Linked DNA regions of Homo sapiens: region 1 is linked to region 2. A link is an interaction called in ENCODE POLR2A ChIA-PET data of the cell type or tissue named here. Cell type or tissue: GM12878. All regions are shown on one strand. Each heading gives the region's core, and the rest is flanking DNA. Links, peaks and the distances in the headings are about the cores only.

What was found. Peaks named below come from ENCODE experiments on the same cell type or tissue, not always from the same donor. Only the 100,000 strongest peaks of a DNase experiment are listed, where the experiment ranks them.
Region 1: POLR2A ChIA-PET joins it to region 2 with 11 read pairs; 6 of 35 experiments call an interaction of 5 or more read pairs at or near these places.

What each region holds. Positions count from the first base shown.
Region 1 is chr6:156,746,073-156,757,161 of GRCh38, reverse strand. No RefSeq gene overlaps it. Among named protein-coding and RNA genes, the nearest start is that of ARID1B, 26 kb to the left of the region's middle. RefSeq lists enhancers at 4,034-4,133, 4,324-4,393 and a silencer at 7,461-7,661. In GM12878, for the core only: a CTCF peak has its summit at 4,418; a DNase peak (open chromatin) is centred at 4,171.
Region 2 is chr6:156,802,247-156,813,335 of GRCh38, reverse strand. All of the region lies in intron 1 of ARID1B (AT-rich interaction domain 1B), which reads right to left. Among named protein-coding and RNA genes, the nearest start is that of MIR4466, 28 kb to the right of the region's middle. RefSeq lists a silencer at 3,855-4,055. In GM12878, for the core only: no CTCF peak of the experiment used is centred there; no DNase peak of the experiment used is centred there; H3K27ac peaks cover 473 bases.

The DNA.
Region 1 (11,089 bases), core at 2,860-5,359, 54 kb after region 2:
ACCGTATGCTACTGTAGACTTTATCAACACTGGACACTGAGGCTGCATTCAATTCATTCATTTCTTCAATAATAAATTAATCTTAGCTTACTGTAACCTTTTCACTTTATAATCTTAATTAAAAAAAACTTTTAGACCTTCTTTCCTTCCTTCCTTTTTCTTTCTTTCCCTCTCTCTTCTCTCCCTCCCTTCCATCCTCCCTTCTTTCCCTCCCTCCTTCCCTCTCTCCCTCCCTCCGTCCCTCCGTCTGTTCGTTTTCTTTCTTTCTTCTTTCTTTCCTTTTCATTTTTTCCTCTCTTCCCTCCCTCCCTTCCTTGCGTCCTCCCTTCCCTCCCTCCCTCTTTCTTTCCTTCCTTCCTTCCTTCTTCCTTTCTTTCTTTCTCTTTCTTTCTTTCTTTCTCTCTCTCTCTTTCTCTCTTTCTTTCTTTCCCTCTCTCTCTTCCCTCCCTCCCTTCTGTCCTCCCTTTCCTTCCTTCCTTCCTTCTTTTCTTCCTTCCTTCCTCTCCTTCTCCTTCTCCTTCTCTTTCTCTCTCTCTCTCTTTTGCTTGGATGGGTACAGTGACTCACACTTGTAATCCCAGCACTTTGGGAGGCCAAGGTGGGTGGATCACCTGAGGTCAGGAGTTCGAGACCCGCCTGGTCAACATGGTGAAACCCTGTCTCTACTAAAAATAAAACAATTTAGCCAGTCATGGTGGCATGCGCCTGTAATCCCAGCTACTTGGGAGGCTGAGGCAGAAGAATTGTTTGAACCTGGGAGGTGGAGGTTGTAGTGAGCCGCGGTTGTGCCATTGCACTTCAGCCTGGGTGACAGAGCAAGACTCTGTCTCAAAAAAAAAAAAAAAAAATTCTTGCTCAGTTGCCCAGGCTGGAGTCCAGTGCTGCACTCATAGCTCACTACAGCCTCGAAATCTAGGGCTCAAGTGATTCTCCCACCTCAGCCTCCCAAGTAACTGGGACTACAGACACGTGCCATCAGGCCCAGCTCATTTTAAAATTGTTTTTAGAGACTGGAGGTTCTCACTTTATTGCCCCAGCTGGTCTTGAACTCCTGGCTTAAAGCCATCCTCCCTTCTCAGCCTCCCAAAGCACTGGAATTACAGGCATGAGCCATTGTGCCTGGCCTTTTTTGACTCTTCTGATAACACTTGAAACATGAACACAGTAAAGAGCTGTTCAAAAATATTTTCTTTCTTTATATGTGTATTCTATAAGCTTTTTTCTTTTCGTTTTTTTTTTTGATACAAGTTCTCACTCTTGTTTCAAAAAACGTGATACAATGTATCAAAAAACAACCTACAATAGTGATGTCTTGTCTGGAGTGCAGCAGGGCTTTTATGGTTCACTGCAGCCTTGAACTCCGGGACTCAAACAATCCTCTGGGCCGGGCACAGTGGCTCACGCCTGTAATCCCAACACTTTGAGAGGCTGAGGCGAGCGGATCACTTGAAGTCAGGAGTTTGAGATCAGCATGTCCAACATGGTGAAACCCCATCTCTACCAAAAATACAAAAAAAAAAAAAAAAATTAGCTGGATGTGGTGGTATGCACCCATAATCCCAGCTACTCGGGAGACTGAGGCAGGAGAATTGCTTGAACCCAGGAGGCAGAAGTTGCAATGAGCTGAGATCGCACCACTGCACCCCAGCCTGGGTGACAGAGCGAGACTCCGTCTCAAAAAAAAAACCCAAAACAAACCAAAACAAAACAAAAAAAGCAATCCTCCAGTTTCAGTTTCCTGATTAGCTGGGACTACAGGTGTGTGTCACCACACCTGGCTAATTTTTAACTTTTTTTGTAGAGACGAGGTCTTGCTTTGTTGCCCAAAGCTGGTCTTAAACTCCTGGCCTCAAGCCATCCTCCCACTTTGGCATCCCAAAGCACTAGGAATCCAGAGGTGAGCCACTGCACCTGGCCAAGCTTCCTTTCGTTACTTTTTTAAAACACTTTTAAAATGTTGGCCAGGCGCAGTGGCTCATGCTGGTAATCCCAGCACTTTGGGAGGCCAAGGCAGGTGGATCACCTGAGGTCGGGAGTTCGAGACCAGCCTGACCAATATGGAGAAACCCCATCCCTGGTAAAAATTCAAAATTAGCTGGTGTGGTGGTGCATGCCCGTAATTCCAGCTACTTGGGAGGCTGAGGCAGAAGAATTGCTTGAGCCCAGGAGGAGTAGGTTGCAGTGAGTCGAGATCATGCCATTGCACTCCAGCCTGGGCAACAAGAGCGAAACTCCATCTCAAAACGAAAACAAAAACAACAAACAAACAAACAAAAACACCTTTTAAAATATTGTTAAAAGCCAAGATACAAAGACATACACTAGCCTAGGCCCAGACAGGGTCAGGATCATCTACATCACTGTCTTACCTCCACATCTTGTCCCACTGGAAGGTCTTCAGGGGCAGTAACACACATGGAGCTATCATCTCCTGTGATTACAATGCTTTCTTCTGGATACCTCCTGAAGGGCCTGCCTGAGGCTGTTTTACAGTTAACTTTTTAAAAAATAACTAGAAGGCGTGCACTCTAGAATAATGATAACAAGTATAATATAGTAAATATAAAAGCCAGTCACATGTACTGTATATAATTGTATGTGCCATACTTTTATATGACTAGCAGCTCAGTAGGTTTGCTTACACTACAAACAAGTGAGTGATGCATTGCATTATGATATTACAGCAGCTGTGATATCACATGGGCATTTTTCAGCTCCATCACGATCTATGGGACCATTGTCATATGCGCAGTCCATCATTACGTGCTGCATGACTGTACTTGATCAATAAGGAAAAGGGACCCGGAAGAGAGATGGGAAAAATAAGGAGAAATGGTAAGCAAAGGAATTAAATAAACAGGTCAGGCACAGTGGCTCACACCTATAATCCCAGCACTTTGGGAGGTCAAGACAGGCGGATCACTTGAGGTCAGGAGTTTGGGAGCAGCCTGGCCAACACAGTGAAACCCATCTCTACTAAAAATGCAAAAATTAGCTTTGTGTGGTGGTGCATGCCTGTGGTCCCAGCTACTTGGGAGGCTGAGGCAGGAGAATCACTTGAACCTGTGAAGCAGAGATTGCAGTGAGCTGAGATCACACCACTGCACTCCAGCCTAGGTGACAGAGCAATATTTTGTCTCAAAAAATAAAAATAAATAAAAATTTTTTAAAATCTTTTTGAGTCAAGGTCTCACTCTTACCCAGGCTAGAATGCAGTAGTACAATCACAGCTCACTGCAGCCTCAAACTGCTGGGCTAAAGGGTTCCTCCCACCTCAGCCTACCAAATAGCTGAGACTGCAGGTACATGCCGCCATCCCCGGCTAATTTTGTAAAATTTTTTTGTAGAGACATACGATCTCACTGTGTTTTGCAGCCTGGATTTAAACTTCTGGCCTCAAGCAATCCTCTTGCTTCAGCCTCCCTCGTTGCTGGGATTACAGGTGTGAGCCCCTGCACCTAGTTCAGCAAACATGACTCGTAAAACAAAAAAAGCTGAGTTTGGCCCAAGTTTTGTGGGATCTAAAGCTTTAATAGTTTGGCGGGGGAGTGGGGGGGGGTGCTTTTTAAAGAAAGGAATACCAAATTATTAATAAATACTTAGGTACAAAAGTTTAGATTTACTGAGAATAAAAATAAAAATCACGACAATTTAAGTTGTAGTTAAGTGCCTCAAAACATCACAAAATCCGGGACTAAAATACAAGCTTCAATTATTTTATTATAACCAATCCCTTTCTTTTTTATACATTTTATTCCTTACATTTTTTGGCTATATATTCTTTGATCACCTCTTAATGTGACAATAATTTCTAAGTATCATCTTCTATTTTAAAAAAGTAGAGAGATAAGTCTGTCTTGTAAGGATAGATTAGTCTTCTAACACAGTAGGTCAATATTTGTGGTTTGTTGGTTTGTTTGTTTTTAGAGATGCGATCTTACTATATTGCCTAGGCTAGAATGCAGTGGCTAGTCACAGGTGTGACTGTGGCACACTACAGCCCCCAACTCCTGGTGTCAAATGATCCTCTTTGCCTCAGCTCCCGAAGTAGCAAAATTTATTTGTTTTTAATCAGTCATAGTTGAGAAAAGTTTATTTTAGCTTCACAATTTGTTATTGGTAGTCGAGGGGAATCCTCAGACATAACTTCAGCCCTTTGATCTCACAGTCACAGCAAGCTGGTCAAGGTCGACTGGGTTTTACCACACCCAGTATCCCTGCCACCCTCGGCCTTGCCAGGGCTGTTGTCAGGGGCAGAGCGTGTGCCAAAGGGACCATGAAGCCCGGTCACATGGCCCTGGGGCTGGGAGTAGAGCCGTGTCGCAGAATGTTTTCCTTGGGGAAGAGGCTGATGTCCTAAGGTTCAAGTTGTCACTGGGGCCTGGTACCCAACCCCCATGCTGCAGCTCCAGGACTACCACTAGGGTGAGCAGAGTGACCTCCAGGCTGGCAGAGCTGCCTTCCTCTAACTCTCCTGGGGCTACTTCTTCTTCCCGGACCTTGGAAGTGTCTTTGCAGACTAGGGAGCTGAAACTGAAATATCAGCTCCAAGGTAAATCAGACTTTTGCAGGGAATATGGAAAACAACTTTCATAACAGCAGCAATAATAGTAACAATGGTTAGAGGAACAACTGTTTCCCGCTCATATGTCCATAGAGAGGAGAAAAGGTCTACTCTAATCTCCTCAAGTGATAATATGAGAACACTGTGCACTTCTTTCTGCCTCCTCAACCATTCTTCCACCAGGCAGGAGGACTGCAAAGTTTAGAAGAAAGGCCTCAACGTGCTTGGCTCAGCCCCTACTGTTTTCTCTCCTTCAGAGCTGCATCTCCCAGAGAAGCTGCATTCTTGTCTGCGTGGTCTGTGCAAACAGCCTTATTGGGGACACTTGTTGTTGTCCCACTCTGCCATCAGGCATGAAGCCCATTTAATTCAGGAATACAGTATCAGCAAGCTCATCTGTCCACAGATCTAAAATCTCTCTCTGCAATCAGACCTACCTGAAATAAAGCTAACATTGTATTTTGATTTTCAACTCTCATTCTTGCCTGTTTCCACCCTTATTTCTCCATATGAATTCTAATTTCAAGACAGGAAGATAAGTTCTGTATATGAGATACCCTACAACTCTAATAATAAAGGCTAATTTAGAGAGATTTTCAAAAACTGGTAAAACTAACAAATTAGAGAACAATAACATGGGGAGAGAGAAAATGGAGCTACTGTTGAGCTTTAGCTTTTTTAAAAATTAAGCATGACATACTCAAAATTTAAGGGTAACTTCTAAAAGGAATAAAATACGTGTCTTTCAAAACACTGGAGGAGGAAAAAAAGGCAACAAACTCAAGAAATGCAGTAGAGAGCAGGAAAAAGTAAAAACCCAAATAATAAGAAAAAATATGGTAACTAGAAAACATAAAATAAGATGATAGAAATAAATCCAATATAAGGAATCCTCATAAATGTAAACATGAAACCACCTGTTACAAATCAGAGATTATCTGAATTGAAATACAAATTTTATCTATGTTTTATGCTCTCATGTTCTTCAGAAACATAAAATACAATGATTCTTAAAATTTGAAGTAAACTTATTGAAAAATATTTCAGGTAAGTACTAAACAAATAAAGGTAATGAAACAATACCAATTATATGAAATAGAATTTAAGGCAATAATGTTAGGTATAAAAAGTCATTATTGACTAATAAAAAGAAGAGTTATCAAGAAAATAAAACAATCCTGAACTTGTTTGCACCCAACAATATAGCCACAAAAATATATAAAGATAAACAATGATAGATAAACTAAAAGAAATTGTTAAATTCCCCAATCATGGTAGGTTTTTGTTTTGGTTTTGTTTTTTGCATGGCTGATACAGAGTAGTTTTATTCTTTTTTTAAAAATTCCGGGATACATGTGCAGGATGTGCAGGTTTGCTACATAGGTAAACGTGTGCCATGGTGTTTTGCTTAATACCATCACCTAGGTATTAAGCCCAGCATGCATTAACTAATTTTCCTAATGCTCTCCCTCCCGCCATCCCACATGGTAGATATTTTTAACACATCCCTCTCAGAAACTGACATAGCAAGCCAATGAATAACTAGGAAATATAAAATGTCTTGAACAACACAATTAATAAGCACATTCTAGTGGACATATACAGAATCCTGCCCCCAATAATTAGAGGAAACAGATAATTAGTAGAGTGACCACAGTCTAGACACAACAAATACATCAACAAATACAAGCAGGCCAGGCACAGTAGTGCACACCTGTAATCCCAGCATTTTGGGAGACCAAGGCTGGCAGATCGTTTGAGCTCAGGAGTTCAAAACCAGCTTGGACAACATGGTAAAAACCCTATGTCTACAAAAAATGCAAAAACATTAGCCGGGTGTGGTGGTGCGGGCCTGTAGTCTCAGCTACTCAGAAGGCTGAGGCTGGAGGATCACTTGAGCCTGAGAGGTTGAGGCTGCAGTAAGCTGAGATCGTCCCACCGCACTCCAGCCTGGGCGGCAAAGTGAGACCCTGTCTCAAAACAAACAAGCAAACAAACAAACAAACGAACGAACAAAACCCAAATACCAACGTATTCACTTCCTACAGAGCACACTTCATATTACATACAATGCAATGTAGTCAGAAATGTAAAAACCAAAAAAATAGTTTAGAAATTCTATCATTTTAGCCAGGCGCAGTGGCTCACGCCTCTAATCCCAGCACTTTGGGAGGCCGAGGCGGGCAGATCATGAGGTCACGAGTTTGAGACCAGCCTGACCAACATGGCGAAACTCCGTCTCCACTAAAAATACAAAAATTAGCCGGGCGTGGTGGCGGGCGCCTGTAGTTCCAGCTACTCGGGAGGCTGAGGCCGGAGAATGGCGCGAACCCGGGAGGCGGAGCTTGCAGTGAGCCCAGATCGCGCCACTGCACTCCAGCCTGGGCGACAGAGCCAGACTAGTCTCAAAAAAAAAAAAAAAAAAAAAAAGAAAGAAGAAAAAAAAAAAGAAATTCTATCATTCTAGAAACCAAAAGCACTTCAAAATAGATACTTACATAGATATATAGATGGGTAAACTATATGAAAAGGCAATTCGATCGATAAATAAAAGATGACGAGATCGTACTATAAAACCAACGTCGGCTGGGCGCGGTGGCTCACGCCTGTAATCCCAGCACTTTGGGAGACCGAGGCAGACGGATCGCAAGGTCAGGAGATCCAGACCATCCTGGCTAACACAGTGAAACCCCGTCTCTACTAAAAATACAAAAAAATTAGCTGGGCGTGGTGGCAGAAGCCTGTAGTCCCAGCTACTCCGGAGGCTGAGGCAGGAGAATGGCGTGAACCCAGGAGGCGGAGCTTGCAGTGAGCAGAGATCGCGCCACTGCACTCCAGCCTGAGCGACAAAAAAAAAAAAAAAAAAAAAAAAAAAAAAGCCTACAATCCACTAGTACTTTTATTTGTTGTCTTGTTTTTATTTTACTTACTTTGATATTGTTAATCCATTTAGTATTTGTTTTGTTATATGGTAGGAATCTAAATTTTTCCTCCTCCAAACGGTTAACCAAATGTCTCAACCTTTATTGAATATGTCATCCTTTATTTCCTGATACAAAATGCTCTCTGTAGAAAAACCTAAATTCTCTTATGTCCATGGATCATTTTTAATTCTCAGTTATGCGATGTTGATCTATACATCTATTTTTCTACCAATTCCATTGCTTTAATTATTCTAGCTTTTGAATAGTGTATAATAACTGATACGGTATATTCTTCCTGATAAAATTTTTAAAAGATTCTTTTCCATAAATAAATACAAGTTCACCATTTAAGATGAGTTTTAGAGTAATTTTGTTTTGTTTTATTGAATATTTTAGAGACAGGATCTTGCTTTGTAAGTTAGGCTGGAGTGCAATGACAACATCATAACTCACTGCAGCCTTGAGCTTCTGTGCTCAAGCAATCCTCCTGCTTCAGCCTCCTGAGCAACTAGTACTACAGGTGCATGGCACTTTGTTTGGCTAATTTTTAAATTTTTTGTAGAGACAGGGTCTCACTATGTTGCCCAGGCTGGTCTTGAACTCTTGGCCTCAAGAGAGCCCTGTACCTCAGTCTCCTAAAGCTACTGGATTACAGACATGAGTCACTGTGCCTGGCCTTTAGAATGCTTTTAATGTTCCAACAAAACAAACAAAAACACATAAATCCACCACAATTGAGACTTTGATTTGAATTTCATTATACTTTTGGACTCATTTGCAAATATTTAACACTTTTTATTATTGACTCTTCCCATTAATATTTAATATCATATTTCTTCTTATTTTCAAATGAAGTCACTTTGATCTTTTTGCTGAGATGTTAGCAGACCCTTGAAATTAAGTCATGAAGTCTCTTGTACATGTCAATCATTTTGTTGAGAATGAGAAAGTCATAAAAGCGGCCTTTGCCTTCACTATGCTTACATTCCACAAAAGATAATGAAGCTCTAGGGGGTTGACATAAAGTCAAGTAAAACAGAAATAAAACTCCCCATACTTTATTACTATAAATACACTGTTCTGTACTTGAATTCTGCAAAGTTGGCTGAGAGGACAAGTGACAATAAGAGCAGAATGGGATTGATCTGGAGTGGTAAAGGAGATGGTGAAAGGCATTGCAGATGGCAGAAATGGCATTTGGATTAGAGAAAGCAAATCACGAAGCAAATTCGCATGTGCTCTAGGCTAGCAAAGATCATGTGAATATACAATTATCTTTTAAAAGAGGAATGAGGGAGAAGGAAACCAATTGCTAGAAAACCTTTCAAGATGAAACATCAATATAGGTTTTATGTGAGCAAAAATTTAGACCTATTGTGTCTTCTAAAAATGAGTCTGAAATAGAAATGATGCTTAAAAAAGATATTCCTGCTGCAATGGACAAATTTGGAGTAAGGAGGTAGTTAATAGTCTGGTTAGGGAATTGGTGCAATACTTTAATATGGAATTTAATTTATTTACTCAATACTTTTCATAGAATATTACTCACTATGTGCCTAGCACTGTGTTAGCATTAAAATGACATTGTTTGCATCTGAAATCTATTTTTACAGTCTTCACAACAGATGTCTAATGACACCACTTATAAAGAGGGGGAGACATACCCCAGGTACTTCTGTACTTTGTTCAACAGAAATTTAACTGCCCAAGTGGATGCGTGATTGATGTTACTCAATGATTAATGCAGCAAACTCCCTACTTTACCCGCTGCAGCAGAAATCTCCGTTTAAGCCCTTGGGATATGTAAGTGCCTCATTTCTTAAGAAACTACAGTGAGATTAGGGAGAGAGGAAGGCTTCACAAAGCAATTAGGAAGAGGGCAGTTTAATCCATCCTCCTCCTTATTGCAAAGCAGCTTTAACCAAGGTATTGCCTACTAAAATAAACTTTAATCTACAAAGGAGTTTGCAAGAAAATTTGATCAAATAGGAAAATAAGAGGAATAAATAAAACAGCTATTGGGACAACCTATTTCTCTGCTGTTTTATTTCTTTCAATGTACTGAGACTGATAGCAGAAAATCTCATTGAAATAAGCATTTCTAAGTGCATCACAGTTGCTTTTCAGTCTGCAAAAGCCACTCTCCTGTAGCATGAATATTTTATTTTTTTCTCACCATATAACTGACATCTACATGATGTGAAGCAAAATACTTTGGGTTCTTGTTGTTGCTGCTTTTTAGAATTGGAAGAGTTATTTGGAAATAGGTCTACCCCACAAAAGAGAGCTTAAAAATGTTCGTTTCTTTTTGTGCCATTAATTCCTCTCTGCCTTCCCTTACTTGTAATTAATGGCTGTTAAGTGAGACTGTATGAGAGGAAATAAAAAAGTGCTGCATGTAAGTGTAGGGTTTTTTTTTTTCTTTTAATAAAAGCACATTTAACTTTTGTTTTTAAAGCCCACTTTGGCCCTCAGACCCAGTGATGCTAATTTTCTGAGCATCCTCTCTGACCTCAGAGGCATCTTTCTCTCTTTAGTCAAGTGTTAAACAAGAGCCTCTCCACCAGGAATGCCACGGGGGAGAAATGAAAAAAAAAAAAGGGACTGATAATATTCCTACTCTAGTTCCTAAAAGCGCATATATTGTGGTTCCCAGAAGACTGAGAGACATTGAAACCAAATATTGAATCTAGGTAAAAATGACTTTCACCATAAGCTATAAATTATATAAAAAATTATACATGCTTATGGCAACAAACAAGCAAACAAAGAAACCCAACAGAACAACAACAACCACAAAACCAGAAAAAAAGAAAAGAAATGGTATGTGATAGAACAATGTATAAAGCAAAAGTACTTCTCACTCTTCAACTCCTCAGTAAAACATTTATTTATTTTAGACAAATAGGGTTATATTATATATTGTTTTCCAGCTTGCTTTTTTTTGCACAAAACAATTTATCTTGGACATCTTTCTCTACCAGTACATATAGCTCCATCTCCTCCCTTTAAGCAGAGATATCCGTGACATAGAAGACACGAGATCCTGACTGCTGGACCTTCAGCTGGGTTTTGGTTATTTACAAAACAATGTTGCTGGGTGCGGTGGCTCATGCCTGTAATCCCAGCACTTGGGAGGCTGAGGTGGGCAGATCACTTGAGGTCAGGAGTTCAAGATCAGCCTGACCAACATGGTGAAACCCCATCTCCACTAAAAATACAAAAATTAGCCCAGCGTGGTGATGGACACCTGTAATCCCAGCTACTCAGGAGGCTGAGACAGGAGAATTGCTTGAACCTGGGAGGCAGAGGTTGTAGTGAGCTGAGATCACCCCATTGTACTCCAGCCTGGGCGACAAGAGTGAAATTCCATTTCAAAAAAAAAAAAAAAACCAATGTGATGATTATGCTTGTTCATGTGTAAAAAACCATAGGATAAATTTCTAAATGGAACTGGAAGATCAAAAGATGTGTTATTTCAATTTAAAAGTAAAATTTATAGGTTAACGTTTAATACATCCTGCCAAATTGCTCTGGAAGGAGGTTTTATCAACTTGCACTCCTAGTAATGGTACCAGAGAGGGCAGATTTCCCACTTGCA
Region 2 (11,089 bases), core at 4,916-7,415:
TCGAGACCAGCCTGGGCAACATGGTGAAGCCCCATCTCTACTAAAATACAAAAAAAAAAAAAAAATTAGCAGGGCGTGGCAGCATGCGCCTACAGTTGTAGCTACTCGGGAGGCTGAGTCAGGAGAATTGCTTCAACCTGGGTGGCAGAGGTTGCAGTGAGCCAAGATGGTGTCACTGCACTCCAGCCTGGCAACAGTGCGAGACTCCGTCTCAAAAAAAAAAAAAATATATATATATGTATGTATATACATACGTATGTGTGTATATATATATGTATATACATACGTATGTGTATATATATATGTATATACATACGTATGTGTATATATATGTATATACATACGTATGTATATACATACACACACACACACACACACACACACACACACACACACACACACCCAGGATTATAATTTTCTATTTGGAAAAGAAAGGAGGAAAGCTTTTTTTTTTTTTTTTATAACATACCACATGAAAGTGGAGCTTGATAAAATAATCTCAACTGTTGAGGATCTGTAGGAAAAGTCGAGCTTGTCCCATCAAGGGAGATGGGGGCTGCGGGCCTGGTCTTTTGGGAGGAGATACTGAAAGGTGGAAGGGGTGTAAGGAAACTTACATTTTCAAAAGAAGGCATGAGTTAGAAAGGATTGAGAAACAAAGATTTAGATGAAAGAGGAAACACATTACCTCAGAGGCCATGCCCATTCATTTATTTGTTCATTCAACATTGTTTAAACTGAAAAAATATTAATGTACAAGGCACTATGAAAAAGATAAGCAGAGGTATAAGAAGGTCCTTGACTTTAAGAAACAGAAGAAACAAAAGATGTATACAAATAATACACTGCAAAAATAAGCTTATAAATACTATAGGACAGAGGCTTATAAATGCCACTGTCCTATGAGTTCAGGGGAGAGTAACCACTTCTTTCTTGAAGAAATGGAAGGATTCATGGGGAATTCTTCATTTAAGGTAGATAATAATTAAAAAAAGAAATCAGCCTGGGCAACATAGCAAAACCAAAAAATACAAAAATTAGCCAGGTGTGGTGGCACATGCCTGTAGTCCCAGCTACTCATGAGGCTGAGGACAGAGGATCACTTGAGCCTGGGAGGTTGAGGCTGCAATGAGCTGTGATCATGCCACCACACACCAGCCTGAGCGACAAAGGAAGACCCTGTTTCAAATAAGAGAGAGAGAGAGATGCAGAAATATCAAGGCACAAATACAGCAACAACAGACAACATTTAATGAGCACCTCCTGTGCCCTCGGCACACTATAGGTGATTTACACACAGCACAACCAATGCGAACAAAAATCCTGCAAAGTAGTTAATGTTGCCAACCACTATTTTAGTTGAAGGAAATCATCTCCTAGAGTAGGTAATTTGCCCAAGGTCATATTATAATATAAGGGTCATGATGCTTTTTGGGGAAGGCATCTATATATATACCCCAACTGATATCCCTTGAGATAAGCAGAATGTAACTAGAAGACTTTCTTAGCCTGCTACAGAATGAATTGTGTCCCCCACCAAAATTCCTACATCAAAACCCTAATGTCCAATGTGATTGTATTTGGGACTAGCGTCTATGAAGAGGTAATGAAGGTTAAAAGAGGCCATGAGCATGGGTTCTAATCTGACAGGACTGCTGTCCTTATAAGAAGAGAGACCAGGCTTCTGGTACAGGCATGCACAGGCTCTTGCATCCTCTCTCTCCCCCTGCACATGCTCAGAAAGACCATGTGGGCACACAGAGAGGTGGCAGCTACCTAAAAGCCCAGGGAAGAGGCCTCAGAATGAAAACTACCTTGCCAGCACCTTGATCTCGGACTGCCAGCCTCCAGAACTGAGAGGGAGAAATTCTGTCTGGCATTTTGTCATGGCAGCATAAACAGACCAACAGAAACCACTGCTATTTTTATGAATTATAACACACAACCTGTAGTTGGCAGAATTCTAAAATAAATCCATGGGATTTATGCCCCTCGTATCCACACTTCTGTGTAATCCTCTCCTCTTGAGTACGGGTAAGACCTGTGACTGGCATCTAACTAAGAAAATATAGCAAAGGAAGAGACTTTGCCGATATAATTAAAGCCCCTCCTTAATCACATGACATTAAGTTAAAACAGTGGCCTGGATGGGCTTGACATAATCTGGTGAGCCCTTTAAAAGAGGGTCCAGGCCTTCCCAGAAGTTACAGATTCTCTCTCTGCTGGTGGCATTGAAGAAGCAGGCAGATATGAATTCTACAGCCACCAGGAAATAAATTCTGCCAACAGTCTGAGGCGGCCTTCCCCAGTCAAGCCTCTAGATGAGAATGCAGCCCGGCTGACACCTGGATTACAGCCTCTACGACCCCAAGCAGAGTATGGCAGCTAAGCCATGCCTGGACTCCTAACCTCCAGAAACTGACATAATCGATGTGTGTTCTTTTAAGCCACTCAATGTGTTATGCAGCAACAGCAAACTAATCCACAAGCTAATACAAATAATACACATTTCATATAGCTCTTCCTCACTCTTGCCCCTCCCACATAAGACCTGCTGCTGTGCAAAATATTGGTGTTGGTGCTCTCACATTCTCCAGAAGCCTGAAGACACACGATTCCAGAAGTTATTGGGGGCTGATTCCTCATCTTTCAGGCCTTGACTCAAGGATCACCTTCTATATCAAGTTTGTCTTGAAACCACCAGGCAAAATGAAAATGATCAAGAGATCAGAGACCCCTGAGGAAACCTGTGTTCTAAAATTTAGAAGGTTTGGTTGCCATTGTCTGTTTATGTGTCTTCTGGACACCAGAGGCTGTGAAATAGCAAGAGAGTTTACAAACCAAAGGAGAACACCCCTCTCGCTTTACAAGGAAGACAGAATGAGAGCAGGAATCCAACGCAGCTCCAGGAGCTGAGGCAAGTTCCTCAACCTCCCAGGCCTCAATCCCCTCATCTATAAAGCAGGCAGGCTGGCAGGTGGATCTTTGGTAAATGGCAGCTGTTACCATTTACACTTTTATAACCAGAACCTACCACAACGTATATCTGTAGATGGAATCAGTATGACAAAATATTCTTGAGAGGTCACCCTAAATTCTAACTCAAAAAATTGCAGAAATGCTAGCAATAATACCAATATAGGACAATGTGTACAAAATAGTGAACTGAAAATAAGTAGTTTAAACTGTGACTATTTAATAGTACATGTGTATAAGCTGACAAGGAACAGAAATGATTTTCAATAGTTATTTTTCCCCTTCCTATATTTCACATGTAAAGCAGCAGAGGTCACACATGGGGCCTGCTGCACCTGACAGTCTTCACCTCCCTCCTGAATCTGATTCCTCAGCCACATGCTGTGCTGATTTCCCAGATGATTGCTTAAATCCTCAAGTTCAGAGCTGCATCTTTTTGTCCTCTGCATGCCACCTGACCACATGACAAACTGTGCCCACCTCCACAGAGCTGACTTTACCTAGCCTACCATGCTAAGCCCATGTCAGAACCAAGGCCCGCTCCACTTTCTGGTGGCCCTCAGCCACCAGACTTGAGAAGGCTACTTTTGAATCATTTTTGAACGAACCAAGGGAAAGGGAGTCCTTTTTTTTTTTTTTTTTTTTTCTTTGAAAAAGGCAAATCTTCACATGCTCTTGACAATGGTGGTGGTACAGGAGCCTCAGGTCTGCCCACTTATCTCAAACCTACATCTAACCCAGTAATTCTATGTAATGCAATTGATTCAGCAGTACCATTTTACAATTCTGACTGGGTTTCTCTAAAATCCTGTTTATTAAGTTGCTTCCTTTAAGCATGCATAATTACTAAGTTGCTTCCAACTAAATCAGATATCATATGGAAAGATTACACTGCAACAGTGGAAGAGCACTCCAGGGATTATGTTTCATCAAGATCTCAAAATTCAAATAGGCGAGAATTTTACAACTGTAAAATGTCTTCTTAAAAAGAAAGCTTAATTTATACACAGGATGCTGGATCCGTAAAATGTCAATATCCCATTATAACATCCTGTGTACAAAATGACCACATCTCTCACATAGCACATGAAGCTAAGGCCAGCAGACTCAATGTGGCTCTCACGTGCTAACTTCCTCTTAATCAGGAGGTCAGTCATGGTAAGACACTGCTCAGCAGTGCACAGAGCTGAAACAGACTGAGCCTTTATGTGCCTGCTTGAAAGTACAGAGTAAGTAACGTAAAGTAGGCCAAAAAAAAGACACCTGATACTTTATAAAATTAGGTTATTGATGTTTTACTTTTAAAAGATTAATAGCAAATCAACAAATCAAATTACTAAAATGAATAAAAACCTCCAAAAAGAAACTTCAGTGATTTGCTAAGCCATGTGACTTTGATTAACTTTAATTAGAGTCACACAGATAAAACAAACTCGTGTGTACAAATCTTAAGACATTTCTCCCAAAGCACAATGAAATACAAATCCTTAACACTGTTTTTAATCAAGGATTTTAGTGCCTCTAAAAACATTCGTTAAAAGAAGTTTCTCTCCTTTCATCAAGTAAAAATAAGAGCATTGATATTTTAAAACCAAATGAACAAATAAAGAATGTGCACAACTAATGAATAAATCCTTATTAAACAATACAGATAATGTTTTTATTTTCAATTTTCATAGTGGCATGTAGATTAGAAAAAGACTTCTTTATAGAGAGTTAGTACACTTATATATATTCAATTTTAGCTGAGACTGAAAACAAAACAGGTAAAAAAGAGAATGAAAGAAAAAAGTATGATTGCAAGGAAATCTGTGGTATGAGGACTGTAAGAGAATTACAAGCATTGACTTTAGTAACAGGGCTGCTCTGGTTCACGGTCAATGTAGGCTGGAGCCCACACTCACAAGAGCACCACGTGATAGGCTGCCAAGAACACAATGAAGGCTCCCTTTTTTCAAGAGAGATTATTTACAAAGTCATAGCCTACATTTGACTAGAATACCTATTGAGTACCATACCAAAAAAAGAATGAGAACTCTGAAGTATTTTAAGATCTACATTATACCACTACATGTTCTCCTTTCTGTTTTCCCTGTTCTTATTTCTAAAGCTAACAAGACAGAATGCAAATAACTTCGGGAAAAATAAAATAAAATCCAGCTGATGTCTTCCAAATAGGAAACGCTCTCATCTCTCAATTACTTTTGAAATTTCAATTACTAAATCCAATTACTTTGAAATATCTACCTCTGCTTCTGCTTTGGGATACAATAGGGTTAAAGCCTCAACAGTAACACGGCTTAACAATGAAGAGGTTGTATTTTTATAGCACACTCATGGTAAGATGTTATGGACAGCGCTCAATGACACGGGAGTCTAGGACTGCATCTGAGGCTGTCAGAAAAGGAAGTCACGCAGGACTCAGACCCAAAGACCCTATCCTGATCCTTCCGGGCAAATCCTGCCAACTGCCTCAAAAGAGGGTGACATTCTAAAATGATTCCACAGTCCACAGCAAAAAAAATGATATTGTGTTTTTTCACTGTTCAGTGACTGCTTAGACAACTGAGAACCTCTCTTGCTCACACAACAAATTACCCAAAGCAAAAAGTCGAACCACTGTGGTGTGATCCAAGGAACTTTCTGTAAGGAAAAGGTCAGAGAACACGTACAATATCATCTTATATACAGATGTTTATATTTATATAATTGTCTATGTTCACATGCAGTATTTTAAAATCAACTAAAAGACACATTTAACTTAAGAGCATATACTTCTGGGAAGGGGAAGCAGTAAATGAGAGTTTAAATATTCAACATACACGTTTTTGCCAGCGTTTGAATCTTTTAATAATCAAACTATACTAATGCACTACATGTCTGTAACTCTCTTTTTCAAAAAAAAAAAAACCTTAAGAAAAAACCTCAAAACTCTAGTGGGGGGAAATTAAAGAACTGACAGAGCTCCTAGAACATGAAGAAACTCAACTAGATGGCGGGCAGTAAAAACCAAAACACAACAGAGAACCCTGAGCTTGGTTTCTGACATGCAAGCTTCTTGCTTAAGGCGTTTCCGACACCACGTGATCCGCTGGCTCCCTTCACCCTGGGCTCTTCCACTCCATAGATCTGAACTTTCTCCCAGCTTCCTGTTAGCTGAGATGCTAGAGAATAAAGAGTTGTGCAAACAAAGATGCTTCACTGGGTGGGGCGTGGGGGGGTGCACAATACTTGGACGGAACTGGAAATGGAAAAACGCACGCTGTCCAGGGGTTGGCAAGCTGCGGTCCTCCAGACAAATCTGGTCCACCGCTTGGTTTTTGTAGGACCCATAAGCTAAGAATATGTTTTACATTTTTAAATGGTTGGGGGAAAGAAATCAAAAGAATATTTTAAGACATGTAAAATTACATGAAATTCAATTTCAGCATCCATAGCTTTTCTGGCACGCAGCCTCCTCCCACGTTCATTTACGGATTGTCTATGGACACTTCAGCACTGCCTCAGCGGAGCTGAGTAGTTGAAACAAACATCATCTGGCCCAGAAAACCTGAATTATTTACTATGTGGCCCTTCGTAGGAAAAGTTTGCTGACCCCCTGATCCAAACGTGTCTCTAAGCTAAAGAATCACTGTAACACACCACAGCAACAGTGTGAGGTGCAAAAGCTCAGATTTGGGTCACAAAACCTGGTTTGAAATAAAGTCGTGTCCTTAGCCAAGTCACTGTGCTTCTGCTTCAGCACACACGAAACAGGGATATTAACCAAACCTCGCAAGATTACTGTGAGGACTAGATAAGAAAAGCACTTTGGAAATTATTAAATCATCTGTAAAGTAGTATTATTAAGCAAAACCAAACAATCCCCATTTAAACTCTGGTTGAAAATATGATACAGTAAAGTCTGTGAAATGTATTTTTGTGAAATGTGTTTTTAGAAGAAAGGACACGTAGAGAGCAGGAACACCTCCAAACCAGCTCTAAGGAGGTTCTGAAAGCCAGAGGTAGAACCTGTTCTTCAACTCAGTGGCACGGTAAGGCATGGGGTCCCAACTTGAGAAACTAAAAGAACCTTCCAAAGACCATAAGCCTTTGCTTTTTTTATTTAAAAACCTTTAAAAGTTTGTTGAATGTGCTGAACGTGAGTTTATCACTTATTGAGGACCTGGGCAACGCACCCTTCCAGCAATTCACTTAATCCCCATTTTATGGACAAGAAAACAGAACCTCAACAAGGTTTATGGTTATGATTTTGGGACCCACCATTAAACCTAATTTAGTGAATGTGACACAGAAAAAGTGGCCAATACGGAAATTAGAAATGAGCTTTCTAACTGGAGTGAGGGGGAACTCACATTACAGGGTTTCAAAGCTGAAAAATGTGGCTGGGCACAGTGGCTCACACCTGTAATCCCAACACATCAGGAGGCCAAGGCAGGAGGATCACTTGAGGCCAGGACTCTGAGACCAGTTTAGGCAACACAGCGAGACTCCATCTCCACAAAAAAATTTAAAAATTAGCTGGTTGTGGCAGTGCGCATCTGTGATTCCAGCTACTTAGGAGGCTGAGATGGGAGGATCACCTAAGCCCAGGAGTTACACGCTGCAGTGAGTTACAATGGTGCCACTGCACTCCACTGTCTCTAAAAAAAAATAAAATTAAATAAATAATTAAAAAGTTGCAAAGTATATGTAATTCTTTTTCCTATTTTTTCTTCCGTGTATGGAAAGGAAAGAAAATAAAAGCAAAGGTGACATTTGGATAGAAAAAAAATTTTCTTGTAGGCCCTCTGAGAGCAGAGAGAGCATACTCCTATAGGCAAACCAATAGCTGCCCTTCCTTGGTGAAGTGTAAACCTGCTAGGTTTCCTCAAGAATAGTAATGGTAACAATAAAAGCTGACACTCGGACAACATCCTATATGCTTTAAACATGCGACCTCATTTAATCCTCAAAATAACCCCAGAACTTAGATATTATCATTATTCCCATTTTACAAAAAATGAGTGGCAGAACTGGGGATTCAAACAGACCACTTTACTCTCGGGCCTATCCTGTCTCATTCCCTCACTACACATCCAGCACAGCAGGCTGCAGGTGGAGGCAAAGTGTCTCCACCAGATTTTCCCTAAGATTTAAATCCAATGAGCCAATACTACATCCCTGAAAAACTAGGGCCCAACCCAGAATCTCTAACTTGGCCTACTGAGTAAGCTGAGAGAGGCCTGTTCCTGCCAGAGTAGTATAAGCAAACAAATGCATAGTTATAATTAGCAATTATTAGCTAAACATCCAAGGGTTGGTAAGTGAAGTACTAAAATTTAGTGAGATGTTTACATTTGTTAAACTCTTGTCCTATTTACATGTCACTTTATAAGTACTGGCCATTAGTAATACTGCCTAATCTTTAAATTTTATATTTTAAGGGTGGGTGAAATAGGAACATTAAGACACAAAAAGGGCCAATTTCTTTTTTTTTTTTTTTTTTTTTTGCCAATCAGATCACATCTCTCTTAGTAGTAAAATTCTTCAATGGTTTCTATGACCCCTGGAATAAAATGTAATCTTTTCATGATACGTTGATATGATTAGGCTTGTCCCCACTCAAATCTTATCTGGAATTATAGTTCCCATAATCCCCATGTGTTGTAGGAGGGACTTGGTGGGAGGTGATTGAATCATGGGGATGGCTTCCTCCAGGCTGTTCTCGTGATTGTGTTAGTTCTCACGAAATCTGATGGTTTTATAAGGGGCTTCCCCCTTCGCTGGGCACTCATTCTCTCCCCTGCCACCCTGTGAAGAGGTGCCTTCTACCATGATTCTAAGTTTCCTGAGGCCTCCCCAGCCATGCAGAACTATGAGTCAACTAAACCTCTTTCCTTTATAAATTACCCAGTCTCAGGTATATCTTGATAGCAGTGTAAGAACAAACTAATACAGTAAATAAAGCTCTCTTTATGATCTGGCCCCTAATTATCAATGTAATCCAAAATTGAGGGGTGTTTTTTTTTTTGCTTTTTTTTTGAGACGGAGTCTTGCTCTGTCACCCAGGCTGGTGTGCAGTGGTGCAATCTCAGTTCACTGCAACCTCCGCTTCCAGGTTCAAGTGATTCTCCTGCCTCATCCTCCCAAGAAGCTGGAACTACAGGCGTGCACCACCACACCCAGCTAATTTTTGTATTTTCTGGTAGAGATGGGGTTTCACCATGTTGTCCAGGCTAGTCTCGAACTCCTGACCTCAACTGATCAGCCAGTCTCAGCCTCCCAAAGTGCTGGGATTACAGGAGTGAGCCACCATGCCCAGCCTTGAGGGGTGTTCTTTAGAAACATTCTCCATCATACCAGGCAATTCAACGTTACAACTACTATTACCTCTGCCACTAACATTTAATGAACACTTATTTCACATTGGATGTAAAGCTATATGCTTTACACACCTCAACTAATTTAGCTCTCTTAGCAACCACGTAAATTACGTTTCATCATCCCTATTTTGCAGATGAGGAAAACAAGGCTAAGTGTTTCCTAAACATGATGAAAAATGGCCAATTGTTTTAATATGTATTGGAAAAAAAGGTAATAACAGACACCCAGGAAAAATCTTACAGGAAAGCCCACCCAAGACAGGATGTGGAATGGGACACTTACAACTAACCCACTCAATGTGGGCAGCTGTGGAGGGGCAGGAAGAACTAGATCAAAAAAGGAATTTAAAAAAAAAAAAAAGAGAAAAAGATAAAATGAAAGCAAGAAAAAAACACACCATGAAAACAAAAATAAAGCATTCACTTGAAGAGAAAGGAGGGAAAAATCATAAATGCAAAACGAAGGCAAAGGTAAGTCTAGGTAAGTTTAAGACAGGTAAGTACAGAGGGAGGAAGATGGTGGATGGATAAAGATTTATAGATAGACACACAGCTTAGAGAACACTGAAACGAAAGGAAAGGAAAGGAAAATATTTTGGTTCTCTCTTAAAAAGGTAAGTAACAGCAACTACAATCTTTGCAAGATCCATTATTCTTCTATACTGAAAAATCACAGGAAATGTACATACATTTCTATTATACAACATTATAAATGTGGACTGAATTTCATAAATAAAATGTTGGCTCTTAAATCTTCATTGAAAAGGCTTAATAAATGTACAAGACCACATGCACGAAAATTCCATCATCTCTGCATACTAGAGTCAATCTGATAAAAAGAAAACATCGTTGCTTGGAAGTTGTATAATCAATTTCCTATACTCTTTACATATACCTATCGCTATAGCAGTAATTTAAAAAAAAACAAAATAGGTTGGGAGGACAGAAAAAAAATGTTTATACTCACACATACACCCATCAGAAATAAAAACTACATGGAAACATGCAAAAGTATAATCAGCTGCATTAGCATAAGGATCACGCTTTAATTGTTTTTCATATTTGTAGTTATAATAAAACTGTGAAACATATTGTGTACATACACAAATAACACACAGCTACATACTCATAAACACATATGTACACATATATTCATCCACCTCTTTGCTTATGAGATGCTAAAAATACTTAGAAATATAAACAATAACCCTCAACTTATACTTAGCCACAAAAAAACAATGCCAATACATAATCTTTCTCCTTATTTAAAAGCTTTGCACTCTGTATGGCACATCTGTTTTGGCCATTCAATGACCTACATTAGAAATCAAAGCCCCAGGGGCTAGGAGAGCTGTAGCCATCTAATAGGTGGGGATCTTGAGAAATCCTAACCTAAGAACCTAAATAGAAGCTTCAAAAAGAAAAGTGAAGGAACAGTCAAAAATTTGAAGTCCTCCTTATTAAACCTCTGGACATTCCTTAAATTAACATTTGATATTTTAAAACTAAAAAGTATATGATTTAAATATTTTATTATTTTTCAGGTTAAGCATTATTATTCAAACTACTAAATCCTAAAAAGAAGGGTAAAATATTCCAAGTAGAATGAAACACAATGAATGAATACGAAAGAATATGAACATAAATAACTAACATCCTTTACATATCATCAAGCTTTCAGAGACACTAAAAAATGTATTTTTGCTTCATCTAATGATGATGTGAAATAAAATGTTTGCAAACAGGAA